Regions from separate parts of the Homo sapiens genome. Here region 2 is linked to region 1. Evidence: chromatin loops called from intact Hi-C (ENCODE). Cell type or tissue: breast epithelium. All regions are shown on one strand. Links, peaks and the distances in the headings refer to the core of each region. The heading gives the core; the rest is flanking DNA. Region 1 has its middle 68 kb from the start of ZNF644. Region 2 has its middle 53 kb from the start of SNORD3G.

Region 1 (15,402 bases), core at 7,605-11,604:
CACTTTAACCTTTGGTGCTTTTATACGAATTAATTTAAGTAACTGTGAGCCAGGCACAGTAGCTCATGCCTGTAATCCTAGCACTTTGGGAGGCTGAGGTGGGCGGATTGCCTGAGCTCAGGAGTTCAAGACCAGCCTGGGCAACACGGTGAAACCCCATCTCTACTAAAAATACAAAAAATTAACCAGGTGTGGTGGCCGGCACCTGTAATCCCAGCTAGTCGGGAGGCTGAGTTAGGAGAATCGCATGAATCCGTGAGGCGGCGGTTGCAGTGAGCCGAGATTGCACCACTGCACTTCAGCCTGGGCGACAGAGTGAGAATCTGCCTCAATAAATAAATAAACAAACAAACTATGGAAAGTACCCAGTACAATGCCCATACTAGGTGGCAGCTAATACGTGGTAGTTGTGGTGATGATGTGGTGGTTGGTGATGATAAAGATGGTGGACATTTTGACTGTAAACCATTCTTATACTTCCCAGTCAAGAAATGGAACAGGGGAGAGTGGTTCTTCTTCTTCAGGACCATGTGATGAGTCACTGACAAAGATGAGACTCAAATAACAGACTCATTCTGGAGATTTCTGTGTTCTTAGGAGCCGAAGGACTTAAATGATGGAAGTGCTTAGTTAATTTCATGGCAGTGAGTGTGAATAGTATCTTGCTTTTGGTTTGTTTCTATATTTCAGTTCACAAAATAAAATTTAATGGACGTGTACTTTTAAAATGTCTTTGACTCCAATTTGGGGTAACAGTTTCCTATCTCTTAGATTATTCTAAAAGTGTACTTCTAAATTCTTCCTTCTTGGTTCTAATTTTTTACTAACTTTTCATTTTAAAATTTTCTTTGCGTGTTCTTAGTTAAAAAAATGAAACCCTATTGCATTTTTCCCCAAAATGATGTCTTGAGGAAAGGCAGATCCCTGAGAGGGTATTATTAACTGCATGCTTCTTATAATTGAGGCCTCTTCTCAGACAACTCTGCTGTTTAATCTCAGCTCTCACCAATAACCCTTTCCTCTTTTTGATCAAGTGTTTAATTTCCTTGAAAGATTTTCTCAGATTTCAACTATTACTGAGAGGATTTTCATCTTACCCTAACCCTTTAATGGCTAAATCTTGCATATCCATTATTTCAAAAAAGGATATTTCTGTTCATCTAAGTAAATAGTTCAAGGATTTGATCTTCTTTTCTTGCCTATTACTGCTGAAATGAGGAATTATTTGGAAATTTCTATTGCTAAATGACTATCTTGTAAAAGCAGGTAAAATTAAACATTTACAAAAACCGATCTCAGACAACTCTCAGTTACCTAGAGGAATGTAGAACAATGCATAGATTACTGAAAACAGATAAACTCCTGAGCCTGATTGTGGTCATTCTTTTACTTTCTTCTTTGAAAGGCAAAATGTATGTGTTTAACATTCAGTTCAGTTTTTCTACCCATCTTTAAAAGCTTTCTAATTTTAGGAAAACATGAGCTTTTCAGAAAGAGGTAACAAGAAAAAAAAAAGAATAGCCAGGATAAAATTAAAATCTAGGGGTAAGAATTATTGCTATTAATATTTTAGTATAAAAGGAATATAATTTTTAAGAAATTTTTTTGAGACAGGGTCTTACTGTCACCCAGGCTGGAGTGCAGTGGCATGATCTTGGCTCACTGCAACCTAGACCTCTGGGGCTCAAGCAATCCTCTCACCTCAGCTCCCCAAGTAGCTGGGACTACAGGCACATAACAAACCCAGCTAATTTTTGTATTTTTTTGTAGAGACAGTTTACCCATGTTGGTCAGGCTGGCCTTGAACTCCTGAGTGCAAGCAGTCTGCCCACTTTGGCCTCCCAAAGTGCTGGGATTGAAATCGCCTTTGCAAAATTATGACTGAGACAGTGAAAGAGATCTAACTTAACTAACTCCATCTTGCTTGGAACCTCCAAGCTGTCTTTGTTCATTCCTGAGCCTAGGCTGAACTAACTTTGGGAGAAACTTAGTTTATAGTTTAAACAAAGATGGTAACAGCCGTTTCCCAAAGCAGACTTCCTTCTTGCCTGGGGACTAGATTGCTTTGTAGGACTAACATTAGCCACAAGATTAGAAATTATGGTTTAGGAATCATGCAGTTGGAGGATGCAAGATTCTGACCCCCTTTAAACCGCTCCTAAGATCAGTGCTTGAGATATTTTGCAGACCCTGCACTTGATGGATCAGCTGGCACCACCCAGATCAATAAACTGGCTCAGTTGATCTTGTGGCCCCCACCCAGGAACTTACTGAGCACAAGAAGACAGCTCTGACTCCTTGTGATTTCATCTCTGACCAATCAGCACTCCTGGCTCACTGGCTTCCCCCCACCCACCAAGTTATCCTTAAAAACTCTGCTCCCTGAATGCTTGGAGAGACTGATTTGAGTAATAATAAAACTCTGGTCTCCCGCACAGCTGGCTCTGCATGAATTACTCTTTCTCTATTGCAATTCCCCTGTCTTGATGAAGTGGCTCTGTCTATGCAGCAGGCAAGATGAACCCCTTGGGTGGCTATAAATTTGGTTTGCCCTTGTGGCTACCTCCCCAGCGTTCAGTCTCCCCTCCTCCCTCAGCGATGGATCTGGAAGCCAGCCCAAGTGGCTGCCTAGTTGTCTTGGACTGGGGGCTGACTCTGGTACTCTCTCTCTAGCAGGGCACTGCTGACCCAATGTGCATGGATTTAATTGCAATGGAGAAATAGTCCTGGGGAGACGTCTTTTAACTATAGCCCTATGACAGGGTGTCTGTCTGTAGCCCCACTGTGGGGTGTCTGGATTGGTGAGTATCCTAAGCGCTGCCAACACCTCCTTCCTTCTCCTAACTGGTTATGTATCCCTATGGTGGGGTGTCTGTGGCCCCATTGAAGGGTGTCTGTATCTCTACCATAGGGTGTCTGTGTCTGTAGCCTCACTGTGGGATATCTGGCTCCTGGAGGTCTTGATTGGCTCTTTCTAACTGGTAGGAAGGGTCTTGGTTTGGGAGACTTCTCCTCAATCAGGAAAATTTCCAGGAGGTTTCTCAGACAGAAAATAGGAGGATAGTTTGGAAAGGATACTCTTGGAGTTCTTGGTTAGGGGTCTGATTTGGAAGGCCTTCTGTCCATCTCATCTTTGTGTGTGTTTGTATATGTGGAAGGGATCTCAGAGGGGTTGTTGATGGAAGTCCAGCAGGCCTAACTCAGAGAACCCTTCTTATTTGTCTGGTCACATTAGATGAACCCTAAAGAAGGCTCAAGAAGCCTATCTCTTGGGGTGACTATCTGCTCTTCCCCTTGCCCAGAGACCGCATTGTGAATTACTGTTCAGAAGTCGTCCATCCCCACCTGGAGTGGATCAAAGGCAACAGGGACCAACGGGAAAAAGTTTGAGCTTTGCCAGGTTGATATTGGATGCTGAATGAGGTGACTAATGCTTGTTTTGTTGTGTGTATTTTGCTGGGATGGAAAATGTTAATTCAGTTCCCCATGCAGCCTATTGGGCAGCATCTTGCACATTAAGAATCTTACCTATGGTTCCATAAAACAGTAAAGGGTGATTTTCACTTGTAAAGTGACTTGAACCCCACAGCTATAGCACAAGCGAGCAGGGTCATCAGAAGCCGCTCCATTCTTCAGGAAGCTGCAGAGAAAGGGAACCCAGAAACCTGGTATGCTAGTTAAAAGGGTAAGAAATTCTTACCAGCCAAGTTTCTGGTCTCTCTCTCTCTTTCTCTGTGTGGGTAAAACAGTAAACTATTGGTCTCCTCTGCACGGGTTTAATTAATAGAAAAAAGGATTTGTGAGACTAGTCTTAGGCTGTAGCAAATCTGGTGTACTTTGAGCTAAGAATTTGTCTGTGTTCTGTGATTGAGAGAGGGGTATCACAGGATAGAACGTGGGTTTAGGACCACTGTAAGCCTGCTTTTCAAGCCAGCTTGGCAGACTGGTCAGTTGCAAACTTTGCTATGGGTCCCTGAAACCAATGCTGTATGAAATTTCTCTGTCTTTTTTTGTGTCCTTAAGAGCTTAACTGTGTGACCATGTGGGGATACTTTCTTTTGGTTTCCACCGTCCAAAGGACAAGAATTTTGGGGTTCATGTCATAGTCCTAAAAATTTTTCTTGAGCAGTTAAAAGCCCTGCAAGCTTGAAATTGGCTTCTCTAGGCTTCTTCTGGGAAAAGCAATAGAAACTGCTCAGTGCTGTATAGCTCAGTAGCTAAGCCTTTATCTTTTGACAGTGGTGGCCTGGGTTCAATTGTTGGCTTCTGGAATTTTTCCATCTGTTATTTGTGTAACTTTGCCATTTATTGAGTGTGTTTTTGGTAAAAGATTATAAAAAGGCACAGGAATATGGCTTTTAATGAGAAGGTAATTTTGTCTAGTTCAGAGGGTTTTAAAGATTGTCTTAACCTAAAAGAGTAAAGGAACAAAACTGAAGGTTTAAGCAAAGTGAAAAGGGTTTGTAGAGGGTTGATCTTATAAAAATTATGTGGATATAAACAAGTTGGCTAAGATTTAAAAGAAATTATTTAGCTTTTTTCCTTAGGTTAAAACATTAAAATCATATGATGTAGGGCCAGAATTTGGGCCCATGTGTCCAAATAACACAGTTTTCTTAGAAAATTGATCTACTGTTTGATGTAAAATTGTAAAGGGTTCTAAAAAGTTGATGAAAATCTTACCTTATGGTCAAATTAATTAAAACTGGATAGAGCTATAAAATTTTATTTAAAAAACTAGCTTTAATATTAAAGATGCACTAATGTAAACATGAGGTTTGGTTTTCTCTTTTGAAGATGATTTTTATGTAATGTTAAAAGATAATGAAAGGGTTTTGTTTTCTCCTTTGGGTAAATGGCAGGAAAAAAAAGGAGGAGAGAGGGAAGAGACAGAATCAGTTGGCCTCATCCTATCTTCATTGGGTCTTGTTTGGAAAGCTAAGTTTCCTCTATCAGAGTAAAGGTTTTTCTTTTTTAAAAAAATTTTTGGAGTTATCATTTTGCCCAAATGAATGACTTATGGTGACCTGGGATTCTATTTTGTGATATCCAGTGTTTTAAAGCTTTGATATTTGACAAACTTTCCAAAATCAAATTATAAATTATGTCTCTTTCTTATCTAATATTTTAGATATTAGGTCCTCTAAAGTCCAAAAGTGACATTTGGCTTATTTGGTACAAAAATCATACAGGAAGCATTGTCAGATATGAAATGATGTTTGGCTTTCTTTCGTCTATTTTTGTGTAAATGTGTTATTGGTATATGTTCCAAAATTATGTAAAACTCTTATAATTCTAATATTACTTAATATATGTTATCAGTAATAATTATAATTATTATGTTAACAGGCTATGTGCTGCAGATGTAACAAATTTCCTTGTCAATCGTGTCTTTAATTGTGGCTGCCCTAAAATGTTTTTGTCATCCACAGACAATTGTCTTGTTTTGTTCCTGTTTAAAAGATGGTTTTATAATCAGCTATAAAATTTGACAGGTGCTCTTAATGCAGGATTCTGATTAATAACACTGGAGATTGTGACATTAGAATAGAGGAAAAACTTTCAAATACAAGAGTGAATGGTGTTTGGTCTATTTTGGACTGTATTTGTATAAATATGTTATTAGTATGTGTTCTAAAATTATAAGAAACTTCTATAATGTTGCTATAATTTATGTACATTATTAGTAACTATAATTGTTATGTAAAATTTTTGTATGCCACAGAAGTAACCAAAATTGCTAATCAACTGTAGCTTTAATAGTGACTATAGACTTTTGTCATCCACAGACATTTTGGCTTGCTTTGGTCCTTTTCAAAAGGCAGTTTATACTCAGATATAGGACTCTAAGTGCAGGTCTCAGATAAAACTTTAAAAACTGTGCTAGTCCAAACTTCTAGGATTCTCATGGAGAGCTAATGTATTAAATATTGCGAAACCTTTTGTTTTCAGAGTCAAGAGAATTTATTTCTTTAGAGCTACTTTCAACTTTTTTTTTTTTCTTTGAGATCGAGTCTCGCTCTGTCACCCAGGCTGGAGTGCAGTGGTGCGATCTCGGCTCACTGCAAGCTCCGCCTCCTGGGTCGGAGTGATTCTCCTGCCTCAGCCTCCGGAGTAGCTGGGACTACAGGCGCCCACCACCACACCCGGCTCTTTTTTTTTTTGTAATTTTAGTAGAGACAGGGTGTTACCGTGTTAGCCAGGATGGTGTCGATCTCCTGACCTCATGATCTGCCCCCCTCGGCCTCCCAAAGTGCTGGGATTACAGGGCTATTTGCAACTTTTAACAAGTGAGTAAAATATACTCCTGTGAACAAAATTTGGAGCATATTTGTTCCTCTCTACCTGATTGCTCCAGAATTTGGAAACTGTTTATGAATATTCTTAATTTATGGCAGTATAGCTAATTGCACAAGTGCAAAAAGAATCCATTTTCTTTTGTAACAGGACACAATTGGAGAAATTGGTTATTTTGCTAAGGCTTTGACTGGAATGGCATGCTTCCTTTAAAGAATCAAAGTTGACTTGTATAGCCAATTAAAGCCTGTTGGGGAATCTGGCCTCATACCTTATCCACACAGAGTGCCTGTACAAGGTTCCTGACCTGTGGTAAGTAAAGAATGTCACTTTCTAACAGGCCCAGGAACCCCAGGTTATCTTGGGACCTCAAGAGGAGAGGAATTTGTCCAACTCAGGGGTATTTGAGGGTACAAACCCATGGCTGGGCTGGGCTTTTTAAAAGCCTTATTTAGGCTGGGCATGGTGGTTCACGCCTGTAATCCCACACTTTGGGATGCTGAGGCAGGCAGATCAACTGAGGTCAGGAGTTCAAGACCAGCCTGGCCAAGATGGTGAAACCCCATCTCTACTAAAAATACAAAAATCATCTGGGCGTGGTGGCATGCACCTGTAATCGCAGCTACCAGGAGGCTGAGGCAGGAGAATTGCTGGAACCTGGGAGGCAGAGGCTGCAGTGAGCCAAGATCACGCCATTGCACTGCAGCCTGGGTGGCAGAGTGAGACTCTGTCTCAAAAAAAAAAAAAAAGTCTTATCTGAGATTCTTCACAGAACAACGCTCTATCAAAGCCAATTTTAAAAGCCTAAGTGAAAAATAATTATTCTTGCTGCATTTCATGCAAATAATCAGGCCACGTATAGTAAGACTAAAGTTTATTTTGTAAACAAATAAGTTCTGTCATGATTTGTTTTTAATAAAAATGAGGACTGGAGAGAGAAAAATTATGCTTTCACAGAAAAACTATAGCTGTTCTTGAGGTTTTTTTCTGCAGTTTAGACTAAATTCTAAATTCTTTGTGGGTTAGAAGTCCTCAAACTAATGCTTTCAAATCTTTGCTTTTAATATTGGGAATTGTAGTCGGGCACGGTGGCTCAAGCATGTAATCTCAGCACTTTGGGAGGCCAAGGTGGGCGGATCACGAGGTCAGGAGATCGAGACCATCCTGGCTAACATGGTGAAACCCCGTCTCTACTAAAAATAAAAAAAATCAGCCAGGTGTGGTGGCACATGCCTGTAGTCCCAGCTACTTGGGAGGGCGAGACAGGAGAATCACTTGAACCCAGGAGGCAGAGGTTGCAGTGAGCCAAGATCACGCCACTGCACTCCAGCTTGGGCGACAGAGCGAGACTCGGTCTCAAAAAAAAAAAAAAAAAGCTGGGCGCAGTGGCTCACACCTCTAATCCCAGCACTTTGGGAAGCTGAGGCAGGTGGATCACAAGGTCAGGGGATCAAGACCATCCTGGCTGACATGGTGAGACTCGGTCTCTACTAAAGATACAAAAAAATTAGCCAGGTGTGATGGCATGTGCCTGTAGTCCCAGCTACTCCGGAGGCTGAGGCAGGAGAATGGCATGAACCCAGGAGGCAGAGCTTGCAGTGAGCCAAGATTGCACCACTGCACTCCAGGCTGGGCGACAGAGTGAGACTCAGTCTCAAAAAAAAAAAAAAACAATTGGGAATTGTACTCCTTATCCTAGGACTCATTATTTACCTTATAGTAGGCTATTCACTTAAACACTGTACTAAAACTATAGATGAAAGTACTAATGTTTTTGCCATGCAAGCCTTGAAAGCCCAGCCAGGCCTGCATGAGTTGCTGAGACAATTGCAAAGCAGTTCCACTCTTCTCACCTTGGGGTTCACTCCCATTCCCACTACGTTCCCTATCAGCAAGAAGAAGCCAGAGCGATCAATGGTCTTTTCCCATCTTCATACCCTACACCTCAAGGTTAAGGTGTTATAAAACCCAAAGGGAGGGATTGAAACCGCCTTTGCAAAATTATGACAGAGACAGTGAAAGAGATCTAACTTAACCTACTCCATCTTGCTTCTAACCTCCAAGCTGTCCTTGTTCGTTCCTGGGCCTAGGCTGAACTAACTTTGGGAGAAACTTAGTTTATAGTTTATAGTTTAAACAAAGATGGTAATAGCCCTTTCCCAAAGCAGACCTCCTTCTTGCCTGGGGACTAGATTGCCTTTGTAGGACTAATAATAGCCACAAGATTAGAAATTATGGTTTAGGAATCATGCAGTTGGAGGATGCAAGATTCTGACCCCCTTTAAACCGCTCCTAAGATCAGTGCTTGAGATATTTTGCAGACCCTGCACTTGATGGATCAGCTGGCACCACCCAGATCAATAAACTGGCTCAGCTGATCTTGTGGCCCCCACCCAGGAACTGACTGAGCACAAGAAGACAGCTCTGACTCCCTGTGATTTCATCTCTGACCAGTCAGCACTCCTGGCTCACTGGCTTCCCCCCACCCACCAAGTTATCCTTAAAAACTCTGCTCCCTGAATGCTTGGAGAGACTGATTTGAGTAATAATAAAACTCTGGTCTCCCGCACAGCTGGCTCTGCATGAATTACTCTTTCTCTATTGCAATTCCCCTGTCTTGATGAAGTGGCCCTGTCTACGCAGCAGGCAAGGTGAACTTCTTGGGCGGTTACAGGATTACAGGAATGAGCCAATGCTCCCAGCCCTGATTCTTTTTTTACATAAAAATATCAGTAACAAATCAATCCATCATGGCTTTTGTCAGATTCTTCTGCTGACTTCAATTAGACTTCAACTTATCTCAACCCTAACCATAAAGCTTGGCTCCCAAATTCTTTGTAGTAAAGAATTTGGCCTCACCAAAGAATATATCTGGCTTTTACTCTAGACCTCTAGGAGGTACTCTGTCATACCTGACAGGAGAGTCTCTGTTTAGGATGGCGGATGGCCACACCAGATTTCAGCGTGGGGTTTATCACACCTAACAGTCTTAGGGTGGGAATGAGCCATACCAGAAAGGCCAATGATGTGACCTAGGGTCAGGGCTTTGGGTCTTGCGGTATCATAAAAACTGAAGTCTGAATTCAACCGCATGGCAATCAATCAGTCAATCAATAAATTAATCCTGCTCATGTAATGAATCCCCAATAAAAATTCTGGACACTGAGATGGGTGCAGTGACACGTGCCTAAAGTCCCCGCTACTCAGGAGGCTGAGGCAGGGCGATCACTTGAGCCAAGGCGTTCAAGACCAGCCTGAGCAACATACCAAGACCCTGTCTAAGAGATAAAATTTTTTTAAAAAAATTTAAAACCCCACAGGTCAGGCAAGATGGCTCACACCTATAATCCCAGCACTTTGGGAGGCCAAGGCGGGTGGATCACCTGAGGTCAGGAGTTCGAGACTAGCCTAGTCAACATGGCGAAACCCCATCTCTACTAAAAATCCAAAAACTTAGCCGGGGGAGGTGGATCACGCCTGTAGTCCCAGCTACTTGGGAGGCTGAGACAGGAGAATTGCTTGAACCCGGGAGGCAGGGGTTGCAGTAAGCCAACATCGTGCCACTGCACTCCCGCCTGGGTGACAGAGTGAGACTCCACCTTAAATAAGTAAATAAATAAATGAAACCACAAAACTCTGGACACTGAAGCTCAAGTGAGCTTCCTGGTTGGCAATATTCCATGCACATTGTCTCACATCAATGCTGAGAGGGTAACACTTCCTGACTTCGGGGGGATGGGACGATGGACGCTTCACAATTGAAAACCTCTCAGATTCTGCTCTGTGTGCCTCTTCCTTTGGCTGATTTTTATCTGTATCCTTTCCCTGTAATTAAACCGTCACTGGGAGAATAATAGCTTTCTGTAAGTTCTGTGTCTTTATAGAATCCTAGCATCTGAGGGTAGTTTGGGAAACTCCTGAACATGGAGTTGGTGAGAGCCGTCTTGAGGATTAGCCCTCAGCCTTTGAAGTCTGGCTGATGGAGTAATGCTCCTCTTCAGCTCTCCCACAGCACTTGGTCACCATCTCTATCACAGCATCTAACATGTGCTTTTCGTTGTTTGCTTTTTAAATATTTAATTATGTAATGGCAAAAAAAAAATGCTCAAGGAGTGGAAAAGAGTTTACAGTGTGTGGTCATTTCATTTGTAGTGGTAGTGCAGTAATGGGGGGGAAACTGAGGCTCAAAGGGATAAGTAAATTGCTCAAAGCCACACAGTTAATAGAGCCAAGATTCATCGAAACTTAGTCATTCTAGCTCCAGTCAAGCTTCTAATCACCACATCACTCTGCCTCAGCATTCGTTGCCAATAATAGAAACAAAACACAAAGGTTAAGCTTAAATCCCGCCCCCCACAAAAAAAATAACAAACAAGGAATTCACGGTTGTCAGTTTCCCTCCCCCACCCCTTCCTCCTCTCTCTGTTTTTCTCTACTCTGCCTCTGCTTTTGCCTGTGCAAGACTAATGGAAACAATAGACTTCAGTACTGGGGCCAAGGTAGGAATGAATGCATAGATTTCAAAGGGAAAATCCACTGGACCTATAGCTAATGGGATTTGAAAGATAAAGAAGGAAAAAAATCAGCCAAACCTTTGAAGTTTTTGACCTGGTTAACGTGGAGGGTGTTATCGTCCATGATAGTGGTGATTTGGAGAGAAGATAATAAACTTATTTAATTTGAACTCAAATAAGGTAATTTATGTACAATAACATTTACACAGGGTAAGCAGATTGATGAAACAGGTTGATGCCTTTTGGCAAAGGTATGTATTGTGTACCCACCACCTGAAAATCAAGATACACAATTAGCTGGGCATGGTGGCATCCGCCTGTAGTCCCATGTACTTGGAAGGCTGAGGCAGAAGAATCCCTTGAGACCAGCAGTTCAAGGCCACAGTGTGTTTGTATGATTGTGCTGGTGAATAGTCACTGCACTCCAGCCTGGGCAACATAGTGAGACGCTGTCTCTGACAAGAAATATATGTGTGTGTGTGTGTGTGTGTGTGTGTGTGTGTGTGTTTGCCAGTCCCCAGAAAATTCCCATGTGGCCCTTCCTTCCCTTATCATGCCTAATAACCATTAATTTGATTTCTATTACTCTAGATCAATTTTACCTGCTCTAGAACTTTATATAAATACTCATGTTATGTACTCCTTTGTATCTGGTTTCTTTTGCTCAGCATAATAGCTGTGAGATTCATCTATGTTACTTCATATATCAGTAACTTTTTTTTGGCCAAGAGTATTTCATTGTATGAATATATCACAATTTGGTTATCACTTTACCTGTTGAAGAACATTTGGGTAATTTGCAAATTAGAGTAATTATAAATGAAGCTGTCACAAACATTGAAGTACAGCCCTTTCATGGACAGACAGATGTTTTCATTTCTCTTCTTGTGTGTAAATACCTAGGAAGCTGAATTGCTGGCTCATAGGGTTGATGTATGTTACCTTTTCAAGAAACTGCCAAATGGTTTTCTGGAGGGGTTGCCCCATTTCATATTCACACCAGCAATGCATGAATATTCTTGTTGCTCTCCATCCCTTGCCAACCCATGTTATTGCATCTTTTCCATTTTAGCTATTCTGGTGAGTATGAAGTAGTGTTTTACTGTGTTTTTTAAACAGCTTTATTGAGGTGTAGTTTACATACCATAAAAATTCACCATTGTAAGGGTACAGTTGAATGATATTTTTATTAAGTCTAGAGATTTGTGTAAACATCACAACAAGCCAGTTTTTGAAAATTTCTATCACTCCAAAAAGCTTCTTCATGTCCATTTGCAATCAGTCTCTGCTCCCACTCTCAGCCCAAGGGAATCACTCATCTGCTTTCTTTCTCTATAAATTTACCTTTTCTGGATATTTCATGTAACTAGAATAATACAATAGGTAGTCTTTTGCTTCTGGCTTCTTTCACTTATCATAATATTTTTGAGGCTCATTCATGTTTCGCTTATATATCAAGAACTATGGAAGGTCTGAGATTTTACCCTACTTGCAGGCTAATCAGGTAGCCTGCCACAGTTTCATGTCTACTGACAGAAACCATGAGACTCCTGCATCATGGGCAAAGGACTTCATTACTCATGGCTCAGCAGGCAGCTTTGTGTTTGTGCTGTTTCTCCATGCCCCTCAGGTCCCAGGGAGTGGTACAGGGGGCCTAGATGGATGCTGCACAGGCAGTGGACATAAACGTGTCAAAGCGAAGGGACCACAGGCTAAGGAAACCTTTATTTATATTTATTTATTTATTTATGACAGGGTCTTGCACTGTCACCAAGGCTGGAGTGCAGTGCCATGATCACAGCTCACTGCAGCCTTAACCTCCTAAGCTTAAGCAATCCTCCTACCTCAGCCTCCCAAGTAGCTGCAACTACAGGCACGTACTCAGATAATTTTGGTTTTGTTTGTTTTTTCGGAGAGAGAAGGTCCCACTATATTGCCCAGGCTGGTCTCCACCTCCTGGGCTCAAGTGATGTGCCCACCTTGGCCTCCCAAAGTGCTGAAATTACAGACATAAGCCACCATGCCTAGCTCTAATTTTTTATAAGAGCCTTCAAGCAAACCTACTCAACCTTTGTCTTGGAGAGGGACATTGTCTTCATTAAACTGGATATCACACAAGCCATCTCTCTGCTTTAGAGAGAGGTATTATCTCAATCTTCCAAAGCTGAAGCTGTTTGCTATACAATCATCCTTGAAAGGATGGTCTGGAACAGGCAATCAGTGCCTCAGACCATGGAGAATTTTTTTTTTTTTTTTTTTTTTTTTTTTGAGACGGAGTTTTCGCTCTTGTTGCCCAGGCTGGAGTGCAATGGCGCGATCTCAGCTCACCGCAACCTCCACCTCCCAGGTTCAAGCGATTCTCCTGCCTCAGCCTCCCAAGTAGCTGGGATTACAGGCATGCGCCTCCACGCCTGGCTAATTTTGTATTTTTAGTAGAGACAGGGTTTCTCCATGTTGGTCAGGCTGGTCTCGAACTCCCGACCTCAGGTGATCTGCCCACCTCAGCCTCCCAAAGTGCTGGGGTTACAGGTGTGAGCCACCGCGCCCAGCCGGAGAGTTGTCTTCTAACAATATATCATTTATTTGTTCTTTCTTTCCTGCTTGCTCGCTTTCTTGCTTTCTTTTTCTTTTCTTTCTTTCTTTTCTTCTTTTTCTTCTTTCTCTCTCTCTTCTTTCTTTCTCTCTCTCTCTTTCTTTCTTTTCTTTCTTCTTTCTCTCTCTTTCTTTCTTTTCTTTCTTCCTTTCTTTTTGTTTTGTGCTGAATAGTAATATAAATTCTCTGTTCCAGAAAGCATGAAATACATAGGCATGGCCAGGCACAGTGGCTTACGCCTGTAATCCCAGCGCTTTGGGAGGCCGAGGCGGGCAGATCACGAAGATCACGAAGTCAGGAGATGGAGACCATCCTGGCTAACACGGTGAAACCCCGTCTCTACTAAAAATACAAAAAAATTAGCCGGGTGTGGTGGCGGGCGCCTGTAGTCCCAGCTACTCGGGGGGCTGAGGCAGGAGAATGACGTGAACCCGGGAGGCGGAGCTTGCAGTGAGCCGAGATCGCGCCACTGCACTCCAGCCTGAGCAACAGAGCTAGACTCCGCCTCAAAAAAAATAAAAATAAAAAATTAGTCGGACATGGTGGTTTGCTCATGTAGTCCCAGCTACTCGGGAGGCCGAGGCAGGAGAATCGCTTGAACCCAGGAGGCGGAGGTTGCAGTGAGCCAAGATCACACCACTGCACTCCAGCCTGGGCAACAGAGTGAGACTTCGTCTCAAAAAAAAAAAAAAAAAAAAAAAAAGAAAGAAAGAAAAACTGCCAAACTGTTTTCTAAAGTGTCTACATCTTTTACATTCCCACCAGCAGTGTAAGAGAATCAGCCTAGTAGATGTGAATTGGTATCTTATCGTGATTTTCATTCACATTTCCCTAATAACTAAATGATGTTGAGTACATTTTTGTGTGCATATTCACCAGTTGTATATCTTTGGGAAAAAGTTCATTTGAATCATTTGCCTATTTTCTAATTCATTATTTTTTAATTGTTAAGTTATAAGAATTCTTTTATATTCTAGATACAAGTGCCTTAACCGATTAGTGGTATTTTTGGAAGTACCAATGTTTTAAATTTTGATAAAATGCAATTCATCATGTTTTCAAAAAATAGGTTTACTTTTGATAAATCTAAGAAACCTTTGCCTAATACGAAGTCACAAATATTTTCTGCTATATTTTCTTTTTTTTTTTTTTTTTTTTTTGAGGCAGAGTCTCGCTCTGTCACCCAGGCTAGAGTGCAGTGGTGCGATCTCAGCTCACTGCAAGTTCCGCCTCCCAGGTACATGCCATTCTCCCGCCTCAGCCTCCCGAGCAGCTGGGACTGCAGGTGCCCACCACCATGCCTGGGTAATTTTTTTTTGTATTTTTAGTAGAGACAGGGTTTCACCGTGTTAGCCAGGATGGTCTCGATCTGCTGACCTAGTGATCCGCCTGCCTCGGCCACCCAAAGTGCTGGGATTACAGGCGTGAGCCACCACGCCCGGCCCTCCTTTTTTTTTTTTTTTTTTTTGAGATGGAGTTTTGTTCTTGTTGCCCAGGCTCGAGTGCAATAGCCCCATCCTGGCTCACCACAACCCCTCCCTCCTGGGTTCAAGCGATTCTCCTGCCTCAGCCTCCCAAGTAGCTGGGATTACAGGCATGTGCCACCACACCTGGCTAATTTTGTATTTTTAGTAGAGAGGAGGTTTCTCCATGTTGGTCAGGCTGGTCTGGAACTCCTGACCTCAGGTGATCTGCCCGCCTCATCCTCCCAAAGTGCTGGGATTACAGACATGAGCCACCACACCTGGCCTCTGCTATATTTTCTTCTAGGAGGTTTATCATTTTAGCTGTTACATTTAAGTCTATGATCCTACATTTAAGTCTATGATCCTACATTTAAGTCTATGAGATAATCTTTGTGTATTTTATGACGGAAGTTCACTTTTCTGTATATGGGTATCTATTAATAATTGTCCCAGCACCATTGTTGGAAAGGCTACAATTTCCTCATTGAATTGTTTTGACACCTTTGTTAAAAATCAATTCCCCATAAATGTA
Region 2 (15,402 bases), core at 5,790-9,789, 490 kb before region 1:
AAAAAAAAAAAACTGTTTAAAACTAGCAATAAAATCTTTAAAATAATCAGAAAAAGACAAGTTACATGAATAATCATAAGAATGACAGCAGACTTCTTATTCAAACCAATGCAAGCCAAGACAATGGAGAAACATTTTATAAAATAAAACTTTTTTTAAACCAATATGTTACTTGGAAATCTAGGATTTAACAACTAAAAGCATTACTTTTCACAGAAGAGTGCTGAAAAACCTTAAATTTACAACATTTTCTCACTATAAAATGATCAATAGATGTAATGAAGATGCTTTAATAAGCTAAAAATCTGAAACTGGCAGATTGTAGTGTATGGCCTAAATTTCATGTCTGCCTTGGCATCTTTAAGGTCATAGGGCCCTAAACTCTTAAGTTACCCTGCTCTTACCAGATATGTTCCTCACCCTGTGGAAAAGGCTTCCCACTGGCTAGTTCCTCTATCAGCTGGGCCAGCTGCACTCCACTTAGTTTCAACCTAATGAGTTTCACCTCCCTACCAACGGCAAAATTATTTGCACAAGTCAATCGCATTCTCACAGGAGCCAGGAGTCACCTCATTCTCTTGTTTCCACAAAGCTTGCCTCTCAGAGCCCCTACTGCTTAGTTGGCTTCCAAGTGTGACCCCTGTGGTATGGCCCCCTCTAGCATGCTGTACCCTCCTTCCCAGGACTCTGAGTCTAGGTGACTAATAAACTGCTGTCAGTTTCTTCTGTCCAGTGTCAGGCATCATGTTTCTGGTCATCTTATATTATTTAGGTTGGGGAATCCTTCCTTGCTGACAGAGTGAATAGGAGATGATCAGAACATCAGTATAGATTGCAGCTATAATCAAATTAAACTAACTTTCCATTTATTTCTAAATGTGGGTTTTTTTTCCACAGTGTGTACAAAATCTTTGCCTGCTATAATAAGAAATTGCAAATAGTAAAGTGTTTATACCGGTTTCCCTTATAATATCAGAAAGTTTTGATTCAAGGCTTAATAGTATTTAACAATATTCCCAATTATAAATATTTTAAAAACTGAATTTTTCTGTAATCAATACATAATAGCATTGCACATTCACTTGTCATTTACATTCACTTGTACAAATTACTATTATACCATTATAAAAGCATATTTATTTATTATAAACTACTTACAAAATTTTGTTCAGGTAAATGTGTACATGTTTGAACTCTTTAAAAGATCAGTGTAACACAGGCTCAAAATAAGGCCATGGTGGAAGACTTACCAAGCAAATGGAAAGCAAAAAAAAGCAGGGATTGCAATCCTACTCTCTGATAAAACAGACTTTAAACCAACAAAGATCAAAAGAGACAAAGAAGGGCATTACATAATGGTAAAAGGATCAATGCAACAACAAGAGCTAACTATCTTAAATATATATGCACCCAATGCAGGAGCACCCAGATTCATAAAGCAAGTACTTAGAGACCTACAAAGAGACTTAGACTCCCACACAATAATAGTAGGAGACTCTATAACACCCTACAGTTAATATTAGATCAACAAGACAGAAAATTTACAAAGATATTCAGGACTTGAACTCACCTCTGGACCAAGCGGACCTAATAGACAGAACTCTCCACCCCCAATCAACAGAAGATACATTGTTCTCAGCACCACATAGCACTTATTCTAAAATCCACCACATAATTGGAAGTAAACACTCCTCAGCAAATGCAAAGGTATGGAAATCATAAACAGTCTCTCAGACCACAGTGGAATCAAATTAGAACTCAGGATTAAGAAACTCACTCAAAACCACACAACTACATGGAAACTGAACAATCTGCTCCTGAGTGACCACTGGGTAAATAACCGAAATAAGGAAGAAATAAATAAGTTCTTTGAAATCAATGAGAACAAAGACACAACGTACCAGAATCTCTGGGACACAGCTAAAGCAGTGTGTACAGGGAAATTTATAGCACTAAATGCCCAGAAGAGAAAGTGGGAAATATCTAAAATCAACACCTTAACATCACAATTAAAAGAATTAGACAACCAAGAGCAAACAAATTCAAAAGCTAGCAGAAGACAGGAAATAACTAAGATCAGAGCAGAACTGAAGGGGATAGAGACATGAAAAACCCTTCAAAACAATCAATGAATCCAGGAGCTGGTTTTTTGAAAAGATTAACAAAATAGATAGACTGCTAGCCAGGCTAATAAAGAAGAAAGGAGGGAAGAAAAAAACAGACACAATAAAAAATGATAAAGGGGAGATCACCACCGATCCCACAGAAATACAAACTACCATCAGAGAATACTATAAACACCTCTATGCAAATAAACTAGAAAATCTAGAAGAAATTGATATATTCCTGGACTCATACACCCTCCCAAGATGAAACCAGGAAGAAGTCGAATCCCTGAATAGACCAATAATAAGTTCTGAAACTGAGGCAATAATTAATAGCCTACCAACCAAAAAAAAGCCCAGGACCAGATGGATTCACAGCCAAATTCTACCAGAGGTACAAAGAGGAGCTGGTACCATTCCTTCTGAAAGTATTCCAAACAATAGAAAAGAGGGACTCCTCACTAACTCATTTTATGAGGCCAGCATCATCTGATACCAAAACCTGGCAGAGACACAACACAAAAAGAAAATTTCAGGCCAATATCCCTGATGAACATTGATGTGAAAATCCTCAGTAAAATACTGGCAAACAGAATCCAGCAGCACAATAAAAGCTTATCCACCACGATTAAGTCGGCTTCACCCTTGGGATGCAAGGCTGGTTCAACATACGCAAATTAATAAACGTCAACCATCACATAAACAGAACCAATGACAAATACCATATGATTATCTCAATAGATGCAGAAAAGGCATTCAATAAAATTTAACATGCCTTCATGCTAAGAACACTCAATAAACTAGGTATTGATGGAACATATCTCAAAATAATAAGATCTATTTATGACAAACCCACAGCCAATATCATACTGAATTGGCAAAAGCTGGAAGCATTCCCTTTAAAAACCAGCACAAGACAAGGAGGCCCACTCTTACCACTCCTATTCAACATAGTATTGGAAGTTCTGGCCAAGGCAATCAGACAAGAGAAAGAAAGAAAAGGTATTCAAATAGGAAAAGAGGAAGTCAAATTATCTCTGTTTGCAGAGGACATGATTGTATATTTAGAAAATCCCATCACCTGAGCCCAAAAACTTCTTAAGCTGATAAGCAGCTTCCACAAAGTCTCAGGATACAAAATCAATGTGTAAAAATCACAAGCATTCCTATATGCCAATAATAGACGAACAGAGAGCCAAATCATGGGCAAACTCCAATTCACAATTGCTACAAAGAGAATAAAATACCTAGGAATACAATTTACAAGGGATGTGAAGGACCTCTTCAAGGAGAACTACAAACCACGGCTCAAGGAAATAAGAGAGGGCACGAATAAATGGAAAAACATTCCTTGCTCATGGATAGGAAAAATCAATATCATGAAAATGGCCGTACTGCCCAAAGTAATTTATAGATTCAATGCTATTCCCATCAAGCTACCAATGACTTTCTTCACAGAATTGGAAAAAACTACTTTAAAGTTCATATGGAACCAAAAAAGAGCCCACATTGCCAAGACAATCCCAAGCAAAAAGAACAAAGCTGGAGGCATCATACTACCTGACTTCAAACTATACTACAAGGCTACAGTAACCAAAACAGCATGGTACTGGTACCAGAATAGATATATAGACCAATGGAACAGAACAGAGGCCTCAGAAATAACACCACACATCTACAACCATCTGATCTTTGACAAACCTGACCAAAACAAGCAATTGGGAAAGGATTCCCTATTTAATAAATGATTTGGGAAAACTGGCTACACGTATGGAGAAAACTGAAACTGGACCCCTTCCTTACACCTTATACAAAAATTCCCTCAAGATGAATTAAAAATTTAAACATAAGACCTAAAACCATAAAAACCCTAGAAGAAAACCTAGGCAATACCATTCAGGACATAGGCATGGGCAAAGACTTCATGACGAAAACACCAAAAACAATGGCAACAAAAGCCAAAATAGACAAATGGGATCTAATTAAACGAAAGAGCTTCTGCACAGCAAAAGAAACTATCATCAGAGTGAACAGGCAACCTACAGAATGGGAGAAAAGTTTTGCAATCTATCTATCTGACAAAGGACTAATATCCAGAATCTACAAGGAACTTAAACAAATTTACAAGAAAAAAAAACCCATCAAAAAGTGGGTGAAGGATATAAACAGACACTTTTCAAAATAAGACATTTATGCAGCCAACAATCATATGAAAAAAGCTCATTATAACCGGTTATCAGAAAAATGCAAATCAAAACCACAATGAGATACCATCTCACGCCAGTTAGAATGGCAATCATTAAAAAGTCAGGAAACAACAGATGCTGGAGAGGATGTGGAGAAATAACGTTTTTACACTGCTGGTGGGCGTGTAAATTAGTTCAACCATTATGGAAGACAGCGTGGCAATTCCTCAAGGATCTAAAACCAGAAATACCATTTGACCCAGCAATCCCATTACTGGGTATATACCCAAATGATTAAAAATAATTCTATTATAAAGACACATGCACACATATGTTTATTGCAGCACTATTCACAATAGCAAAGACTTGGAACCAACTCAAATGCCCATCAGTTTAGACTGGATAAAGAAAATGTGGCACATATACACTTTCTTTATGCAGCCATAAAAAAAGAATGAGTTTATGTCCTTTGCAGGGACATGGATGAAGCTGGAAACCATCATTCTCAGCAAAATAACACAGGAACAGAAAACCAAACACTGCATGTTCTCACTCAAAAGTGGGAGCTGAACAATGAGAATATATGGGCACAGGGAGGGGACCATCACACACCGGGGCCTGTCAGGGGGTGGTGGGGCTAGGGGAGGGATAGCATTAGGAGAAATACCTAATGTAGATGATGGGTTGATGGGTTCAGCAAACCACCATCGCATATGTATACCTATGTAACAAACCTCTATGTTCTGCATGTGTATCCCAGAACTTAAAGTATAATAAAAACAAAAACAAACAAAAAGATCAGTATAGAACTACAACCTTTCTAATCATTTGAACTAATGGAACATTTTAATTTTAATTTTAAATATGTGTATCAAAATAATAGGAGTTTTCTTCTAAGTCTACATAAAGATGGGCAAAGCTGGCATCATAAATTAGTGAAACATTGGTTGTCTCCATTATGTTGAATTTGTTATGATAAATATTTAAATGAGCCTAATTACATTAAAATTTTTAATAGTACAAAATGTTATTTGATGTGAATATCCCATTATTTATTTATCTTTTCTCCTATTGATGGGGATTTGGATTATTTCTAGAGTTTTGCTATTACAAACATGCTGCTATTAACATTCTTGTACTTATCTCTGGTAGGCATTGCAAGAGTCTCTGTGGGATATATAAATGAGAGTGAAATTTATCAGTTGTAAAGAATGTGTAGACTCAACTGTATAAGATAATGCTGACGGTTTTCCAAATTATCAGTAACAATTTAACTGTAATAAGAATATGGATGAATTTTAGAAATATGACATTGAGTTAAAAAAAAAAAAAGCTAAAAACTAAGTCCCAAAATGTTACATACAACTTCTTGCCTCTTTTATAAAGTTAAAAATAACTAACACTAAATTACATTATTTTTAGGAAGGATAGCATTATTTTTCTTATAATAACATACCAGAAGTAACGTATTTCCCATATTTAAAAAAAGAGATAAATCAATACAAGATTTAGAATAGGGAAACTCAAGTAGGAAAGACAAGGAACTAGAAAGGAAAAAAACCATATTCATCAATGTTCATTTCCAGGTTGAGTGGTGGGCATATGGCTGTTTATTTATATTAAAAATAAATAATTAACTTAAAAGTCATGCCTGGACCAACGAGGAGAGTATGGCATGAATTGAGGATCTGAGTTTCAAAGTAATAAATAAAATCCAAATCTAAATTAAGATGACACATTTTAAAATAACTTAAAGAGTGTAATTGAATTGTTTGTAACTTAAAGTGTAAATGCTTGAAGGGATAGATACCTCATTCCCCATAATGTGCTATTTCAGACCACATGCCTGTATCAAGACGTCTCATGTACCCCATAAATATATACACCTACTATGTACCCACAAAAACTAAAAAAAAAAAAAAAAAAAAAAAGCAAATTTGAAAAGATGATAAACATGCCTCTCCTCAGTATCAATCCAAAACACTGAAGTGAGAAAAGGTCAGACCTTAGCTTTAAATTAACAAGGAATCAAATTCTGGCTCTGCCACTATCTTTGTTAGTGTAGCTTCTCATATGTGAGCTGGAGATACTAACATGATAAAAGAGGCATTTCAAAGCAGGGGTAAGAATGGAGTATGCAGTAACCAGAATTAGGACATGTAGCTAGCCAATGACAAAGGGAGAGAGAGAGGGAAGAAGAAAGGGTGAAGGGCTGGAAAGAGGATGGATCATTATATTGCTTCTTATGCCACGAAAAAGTTTTAATTCCAGATGAATCAAAGTTTTTCAAAATAAACCTATAAAAACACTAGAATAAGGCCCAGGCAAATTTATTTACAATCTTGGAATTGGAAGGGCTTTTGTAAACAGGACATAAAACCTAGATGCAATTTTAAAAGAATGATAAATTGTCTACACAGAAATATAACATTTTGTACATAAAAATGCATAAAGTCAAAAGACAAAATACTTAGAAAACTATGTGCAATGTGGATGCAAAAAGCCAATTTCTTAATTTTAAAAGACCTAATATAAATCCATTTTTAAAATATGGTGCAATAGAAAATAGTCAAAGGCTGTGAACAGGAAGCTTTTAGGAAAACTAATAAAAAGGTCCTGTAAACATGAAAATATGCTCAACTTCTAAAATTTAAAGAAACATAAAAAAATGAAATATCATTTTGCCAAAATAACCAATATTGGCGATAGTGTGTGGAAAAAGAAACTAAAATTTTGTTTTCAACTTCTATTATTGATGGAAAAGTGTACATTTACATAATATTTTTTGATAGCAAGTCAGCTATGTCTATCAAATTTCTAAATACCAATATACTTTAACCCAGTCATTTCATGTTAGAAAGTTTTCTATGGAGATGTATAGTCAAAAATATCTGCCAAGACACAGATATTAATACATTCTTATAACTACTTATAATTATAAAAACAAGAAACAATCTAAATGTCCACCAATAGGAACCAGGTAATATACTCTGGTACGCTCATACTACGGAATGCCACACAGTCAAATACAGTAATGAGCTTGGTCTGTATGTGCTTTTGAGGAAACAGCTCCCATATGTATTTATGTTTTAAAAGCTACATAGGCAGTGGTGTGGATCATATGACTCTATTTGTGTTAATTAAAGTTATACATATATAATAAAAAGTATATACATATATGCACATATCCATTGTATTTCTAAACATACAGGTATATGCATAAAACCTTTTTTCTGGATATATATACAAAGGGAAGAGAGATGATGGAGTGAAGATACGTTATTTTTTATTTTATACCTTTTTATGGGATTAATATATTACTTGTATAAATATATTACATATATAAATATATACTTCATACCTATATATATTAAGGTGAAATGAGATTATAGTATATGAGGTGATAGGCATAAAGTAGAAATACCCCATAAAATGTTAATGCTATTCTCCCTAACACTGACAGCTAATAATTCTCTGGATCTACCAAACCCTTTTTTAATTTAATCTCATGACTTTGGTTCTTTTGGATGTAAAGAGTAACTCAGGGTCTTAAAGTATAAAATTTCTAGATAGAAATAAAGATAATTATATGATCTTCCTAACTTTTATTCTTTACTAAATAGATCTGATTGATTTACATTTTATACTTTAAAACATTTAAAATTTTTCCTCCTAAGTCCTAAATACTGGTATTGTTGTGATTTTTGTTTCTAACTGGCTTCCCTTTACCACCAGATTGTCTTGGCACAAAAAAGAAAACTCAGGAGAAATTTTTTATTACAAAAAAAATAGACATTTTCATTCAGAAGGGTTCATATTTTCCTTATTTTTCTACTTTAGATCTGTTCATTCCTTAAAAGACAAATAGGGTTTGAGGCATGAGGAGAAATAGCTTATATCATAAAAGAATTAAGAATTAAAAAAATAAACAAAAATCATCTTACTTAAAGAAACACTGCATTTAGATTCAAATGGCCCAGGCCCACCTGGGCTTTCAGCAGGACTCACTGCTTGGACCAGGCTCCTCCTATTATTAGAACTGTCAGTGCCAGAATTCGGGCCAAATTCCAAGAAAGAATCCTACCTCCAAGTGCTGTTATCATTTTTTAATTGCATATGTCTGCAGTGCCTTACTGTCTGCCACTTAGTATTCCTGCATGTTGCTAAACAGCTGCCATGTTGTTTCCCTAGAGATATGTTCCTGTATATCCTTACCTATTTCACAGAGCTGTTGTAAAGCTTAATTAATTAATGTTTCCTGAATGCCTTGAGGTTTTCAGACAAAAAGTGTTAGGTAGAAAGTGTAGAGAGTCTTATTAAATCTCCAGTTTTCTCCTGGAGATTGAAGTCTCCCACCTGGTCTTGATTTCTAACAGACAGGGCATGTGCCAGTCCCCTGTGCCTTGTCCTGAGGTCACAGTGAAATTTTGGTCTGGCCATCGCATCAACCCAGCCTTCTGAGAGGTGAAAGATTACTCAAAATCTCACATAGGGCTATAGGCCAAGACCACTCCAACCAGTCTGGGTATGATTAAGATGGAATGAATTTTCTCATAGTAGACCACAAAATAACCCTGTAAGATTCTAGAATAAACCTAAAGTTGTTTGATTTTTGTTTTTATGTTTTTTGGTTTTAGCAAAGGATTTTTTTTTAAGTGAAGATTTTCCGATGAGCAAAAAAGAGGCATTTCAAAGAATAAGAAACCAAAGGGCAAAAAAACATATAAAAAGGTACCCAACATTACTAATAAACAATAAAATTCAAATTAAAATCATATTAAAATTCTATTTTCCACCTGTTCTATTGGCCAAACCTTACCATTCTGAGTGTTGACAAGGATGTAGAGCCAAGAGAAATCCTGTAAACTGTTGTTGGGAATACAATTGATACAAGCAATGTTATGAAGTTGAACATGTGACCACTCTGAGGCACATGTAAGGAAATTCTTGCACATGTGCATAGGGAAAACTTTAAAATGTTGATAGCAGCTTCATTTGTTATTGCAAAAAGTAAAAAAAAAGTAAATGCTCATCAATAGTAGAATTTAAAAGTTACGGTATAATCAAATAAGAGAATAATAGCAGAGAAAATAAATGAACTGGAGGTATTGAATAAACATGAAAATATTTCACAAACACAATATTGAACAAAAAACGAAAGTTTCTCTGGAGTACCTAAAGATGATGCCACTTTTGTGATAAGAACATGCCAAACAGTACCATATTGTTTAGGTAGACAAAACGTAAAAGACAAACACATTCTAAGTAGTGCTGCTAGAGCACTGTATTAGTCCTTCCCGTGCTGCTATGAAGAAATACCCGAGACTGGGTAATTTGTAAAGGAATTTATGGTATTTAGGTAGGTAAGAATATGTGTAGGAATGACAAACTCCCAATTCAGGAAACGGGTACTGGTGGGCATTTAGGATTAAGAATACACAAAAGGCTTCAAACGAGTGGTAGCTGGACAGGGGTTAATTATATTATTCTTTATACATTTTTATCTTTATACCTTTTATATACCTGAATTATTTCTTAATAAAAACTACTCACATCAATCAGCAAAAGTATCAAACGATATTGATGGCAGGGGAGTTTACACCTCTGTGAGGTTGGAGGTATATAGGAACTCTCTGCACTTTACATTTAATTTTTCTGTGAACCCAAAACTGCTCTAAAAATAAAATTTTATTAATCAACTAAAGGAAAAACTATTTGTCATTAGCCTTTATATGTTCTGTATAGCCCATGGATTTCATAATAATTTAATATTAAAGAAACGACGGTAGGAGAATCAGCCTAAAAGGCACAATATGGAGAGTTGAAAGAAAGGGACTTGAGAAAGAAAACTAAGTTGTAAGTTCAGCACATCAAGGCCACACCTCCGTGATGTCTGTATGTATGGTGGGAGTCTGTATGCACGTATGTGGGCATGGCATGTGTGGAAGCTTGCTTTAATATGCCTGCCACATTCTAAGTAGTGCTGCTAGAGCACTGTATTAGTCTGCTCTCACGCTGCTATGAAGAAATTCTCGCAACCGGGTAATTTATAAAAGAAAGAGGATTCATTGACTTACAGTTCCGCATGGCTGGAGAGGCCTTAAGAAACTTACAATCATGGCGGAAGGCACGTCTTCACGGGGCAGCAGCGGAGAGAATGAGTGCTGAGCAAACGGGGAAGCCCCTTATAAAACCATCAGATCACGTGAGAACTCACTATCACGAGAACAGCATGAGGGAAACCGCCCCCATGATTCAATTATCTCCACCTGGTCTCGCCCTTGACATGCGGGAATTTTTACAATTTAAGATGAGATTTTGGGTGGGGACACAGCCAAACCATGTCAAGTATGCTTTTATGAAATCTATTATTGTACAGCTGATGTTACAGCTACTTTAGAGTAATTTTCCCCCAGCTCTGGAGCAGTGATTTGCAAAAATTTTTTAGGAGTCCATATAAAATGTCATATAGAATTCAAATATATAAATTGATAAAACTACATTTTCTCTGGCTACAGATATGGTGGGAGTCTGTTTGCCTATTATTCTTGCCACCTCACCCCAAGCACCTGTGCAGAATCCTAGTACTTAATAATTGGAATATAATTGCTCTAAGATAGCACGTTCTCATGTATGTTTTGCAGAGACACCAGTCCTGAGAAATGTTCTATATTAGCGGGATTCCATGATCATACACATTTGAGCTGTGCTACTTGTTCACGGTGCATTCTAAAGGCTCTGAGAAGCCCTGCAACAAAGACACTGATTTCCTCTGTTGAAACTAGTATTTCTCAAGCATAAGTAACCACAGAACATTCTTTCACACGAAATATCTATTAATGTCCCTAAGCACTCTTTTAGAAATGTATGCTTTAGCCCATAAAACAAATGTCTCCTATTAAGATCATTGGTATTTGGTTCATTTCAATATAATAAACTTACAGTTACTAATGAGTCTTAATACTGCCTAAAGCCTTATCTTTCTCAAATGCATTTCTCTAGTACCCTCTCTAGCACTTTTCCTATTAAAGATATACACATTGTAAGTTGGCCATCTACTGTTTTCAACAAATAGATACTGAGTGCTTGTCGTATAGAAGGAATTTTAAATGCAAAGAAACACAAGACCCACACTTCATGTACTTCAATGCCAAGGAGTTCGAAAAGGCTTGTGTTGGATTTTTAAAAAGGCAGGCATTATTGAAAAAATAATGCAGATTCTTCAAGTGTACATTGAACTTAAATAAGTTTGATGTTTCTGCAATGTATCAAGTCCCAAAAACTTTTCAAGTTTATCTTGGATGGCATGCTTAATGGTATGAACATCTGTGACTATAAGTGCTTAAGATAAGCAGATACTTAATAAATATTTATTGAATTAATAAATGAACAAACACACAAACTGTATAGAATAAACACATTTAGAGGCCAGGACAAGACTGAGCCAGACACAGAGAGTAGAAGCAGGGGAAAAGTCTAACGAAGTGGGGAAGATTGGCAATATTCACGAAACATTTTAATGAATCACAGGCCAAGTTTCCATCTAAGCTATATATTTTAATTACCCCTCTCTTTAAAAGAAAAAAAAAGGCTTATTTATTTAAAAAAAAAAAAAAAACTACAATTCCCTTGAAATCGCCCAAGTTTACTATATCCAAATAGGGACTTGAGTGATTTGCAAATGTTTTAGTCTCCTTTATTTGCAAGAACTTATTGCCAAAATTATAGGACATTGGTTTCAGAATTTGTTTCTATAAAAAACTGAAATGTAAAAATAAGATTATTATACAATTTGCCTCTGGAATATGGGAATTTCCCCTCATTTTTGAAAGAAGAAAAATAATTCAAGAAGGTCCTTAACACCATCTCCCCAACTGACCAAAAAACATGCATTTCTCCAGATGTGGGAATTAATGGTCCTCATTTGACTGTATACCCTTGCAAGTTACATGAATAAATGTCATATGAGCAGGATGGTCATTTAACACTAATATATAACATTAATGACCTCAATTGTCCAACTTAAATTGGCCAATTAAAGAAGATAATACTGCAGACCTAAAAAAATCTTTTTGTGCTTTCCTACTTTGACATCTTTATCTGAGCCTTTTTGACATACTATGCACTAACCTCTTCATCCATAACATATAGGCATTTATATATTTTATGCTCCTAGATTCTTCAGCCACTCATTCATTCAATCAATCAAAAAAGTATACAAGGCTGGGCACGGTGGTGCATGCCTGTAATCCCAGTGCTTTCAGAAGCTGAGGCAGAAGAATCAATTGAGGCTAGGAGTTCGAGACCAGCCTGGATAGATCTCGTCTCTACAAAAAATTTAAAATTATCCAGGCATGGTGGTACGTGCCTATAGTCCTAGCTACTCGGGAGGCTGAAGCGGGAGATTCACTTGACCCAGGAGTTCCAGGCTGCAATGAGCTATGATCACACCACTGTACTCCAGCCTGGGCAACAAAGTGAGACCTTGTCTCTAAAAAAATAAGTAAATAAATAAGTGTACGCATAATGAAGAAAACTAAAAGAAATATAAAATTAGTTATTTGCCCTTAGAGAGCTTACAGTCTCATTGCAGATACAAGAGATGTTAACATGTAAAGTTTAATAACAAAACAACTCTGTAACCCATGTGATGTAACAAGAAAATAAATAGTAAGTGTCAAACTTCTAGGATAGAAAAATGCATGGTATGAGCATTCATTTGCCTTCAAATTTAGAAAAGGATGAAGATGCTGGGAGATAAAATAGTCATGAAAATTTTATAGTGAAGAAAACTTGACCTAGTCTGAAGGAAAAGAAAGATTTGGGGAAATTAAACAGAGGTGGTAGAACATTCCCAAGATGGAAATCTTGTGAATAAAGTTTCATAAACTGTCTGAAAATGATTCATACAATTTTGTGGTCACTATGCCACTTTACTGGATTGTATGCAAACATCCAAAATGAGGTGGCTAAACAAAAAAATTTACTAGTAGAAGTCCAAGCAAGAAAGAATGCCAAAAGTGTCAGAAATGGCTCAGCATCTGAGCATAGCTTCCTTTTTGAATTTCATCCTTATCCCTGAGTCCCTAAATATCTAATATTTGTTAATATGTGTTAATGACTTTTTGAAAGAAATGGGTGAGAAAACTGGGAAAGCTGAACCAATTGACAGTGTCCAAAGTTGCATTACATTCCAAAGCATTCATATTATAGAAGTGTCTTCATCCTTCAGCCCCTAGCTAAAAAGTTTTTTTTTTTTACCCTAGGCTTGGAGCATTGGCAAAATTATTTGCCAAAGATAGCGGGATTGGGATATTGGAAGGGATTAGCTCCAAAGCAGATAATTCTTTAGATGAATGTGTAGAAAACTGTAAGAGAATTTCTATTTCTATAATAAAAATACAAGAAATGACATCCTAGACAGACTTGTTGAGTTAGATTTCACTGGGTACCATTTGCTTATAATTTTTAATCACTATTTTCCAAAGTATCTTTCTGAAATAAGCAAAGTAGTCTGCCAAGTTCCTAGCTCAAGTTAGGAGAGCAGAATATAGGTTAAAAAAATAAATTAAGTTGTGTTTATTTTGTAGTATCTAATTATATTGTATTAGCACAAGTTAGGAATACAGGAAAAGTGCTTACCTTAGAGATGATAAGACAATATATGAAGCAATTATAAAGTAATACCTTGTATTTATTTCACATAGTTATATCATGTACTTGGTGTGGTTCGGACTAGAAAACAGTCAGACAGCAGGGGTAATAACGAGAGTGTGAGAACAGGTGAAAGAAGAGCTTTCTAAGTTCTGTTGTTATAGAAGCAAAGACAGAGAAAAAAATTATATGTCATATGTTTATGATAGCAAGAAGACCAGCCCACGTGGAAGAGACAGGAAGTGCTAGGAAATGGGAAAGAGAAAAAAGAACTGGCAAAGTAAAGCAGTAGAGTGGAACAGGGCTTGGAAACCATGGCCTGTAGCCTATTTCTTATAAATAAAATTTTATTGGCCAGGCCTGGTGGTTCACAATTATAATCCCAGCATTTTGAGAGGCCAAGACAGGAAGATTGCTTTAGCCTAGGAGTTCAAGACCAGCCCTGGCAACGTAGCCAGACTCCGTCTCTACCTAAAAAAAAAAAAAAAAGTTTAATTGGAACAAAGCCACATTCATTTGTTTACAGATAGTCTATGGCTGCTTTCACACTACCATGGTAGAGTTGAGTAGTTGGAATAGAGATAGAGAGCCTATGGACCACAAAACCTGAAATATTTATTATCTGGCCCTTTCTAGGAAAAGTTTGCCAATCATTGTAGAAGAACACTCAAATATTTGGGAAGAAGGGAGGGAACAAATGTGGAGCTCTGAAATTGTAACACATAAGTTATTTTTCTTTATACTGCCCCAGCCATACAAATTTTCTTACACTTCCTCAGGCTTCTTAGGTCTTCTGACAAAGGACAGATTAAAGACCTTGGAAAATAGGCAGAAGGATTTCGAGTTCATGCAGAAGATGGTGGAAATTCTAGGACAGAAAAATGATCAACTTGGAAGGTTGAGAATGAGAACAGATAAAGAAAACCCAAAGGAAAGGCACCAGGTAAAATATTGCATAAATCCAAGCAGTGGTCTTCATAAGGAATGGAGGTAAAATAACAATTCAGAGAAACATTTCAAATGATGACTCAAGTCCTGTTGACAAATTGGCATGGGAAAAGTAGTATAAGGTAAAGAACATCAAACTAGGAGTAATAGAATTGGGTTCTAGTTCCCACTGTGCCATTTACTAACTTGGTGTCTTTAGCAAAGACACCTTATGTATCTCTGTTCACTCACTTATAACCCTAGGAAGTTGGTAGAAATATTAATATTTACCATTTTTGAGTATCTACTTGGTTGGCAAGTACTAAACAAAGGCATCTCACACATTTATCCCTAAACCTTACAAAAAGCTCTAAGACATGCATTGCCTAGCCCATTTCACAGATGAGGAAACTGAGTCTCAGAAAGGTTAGTAAATTGCCTGATATGAAACAGCTAGTCAAGTGACGAAATGAGTTCTGAATTCAGTATTGGTCTCTACGTGCACATGGATCATATGTGTAAATGCTCAT

Evidence for each region. Hi-C counts contacts between places; a loop is a spot of excess contacts. Peaks named below come from ENCODE experiments on the same cell type or tissue, not always from the same donor. Only the 100,000 strongest peaks of a DNase experiment are listed, where the experiment ranks them.
Region 2: it touches region 1 in a loop (7-fold over the local background); 1 of 110 quality-filtered maps calls a loop at or near these places.

Annotation. Positions count from the first base shown.
Region 1 is chr1:91,082,035-91,097,436 of GRCh38, forward strand. No RefSeq gene overlaps it. Among named protein-coding and RNA genes, the nearest start is that of ZNF644, 68 kb to the left of the region's middle. In breast epithelium, for the core only: no CTCF peak of the experiment used is centred there; a DNase peak (open chromatin) is centred at 9,947; H3K4me3 peaks cover 869 bases; H3K27ac peaks cover 1,759 bases.
Region 2 is chr1:90,596,921-90,612,322 of GRCh38, forward strand. No RefSeq gene overlaps it. Among named protein-coding and RNA genes, the nearest start is that of SNORD3G, 53 kb to the right of the region's middle. In breast epithelium, for the core only: no CTCF peak of the experiment used is centred there; no DNase peak of the experiment used is centred there.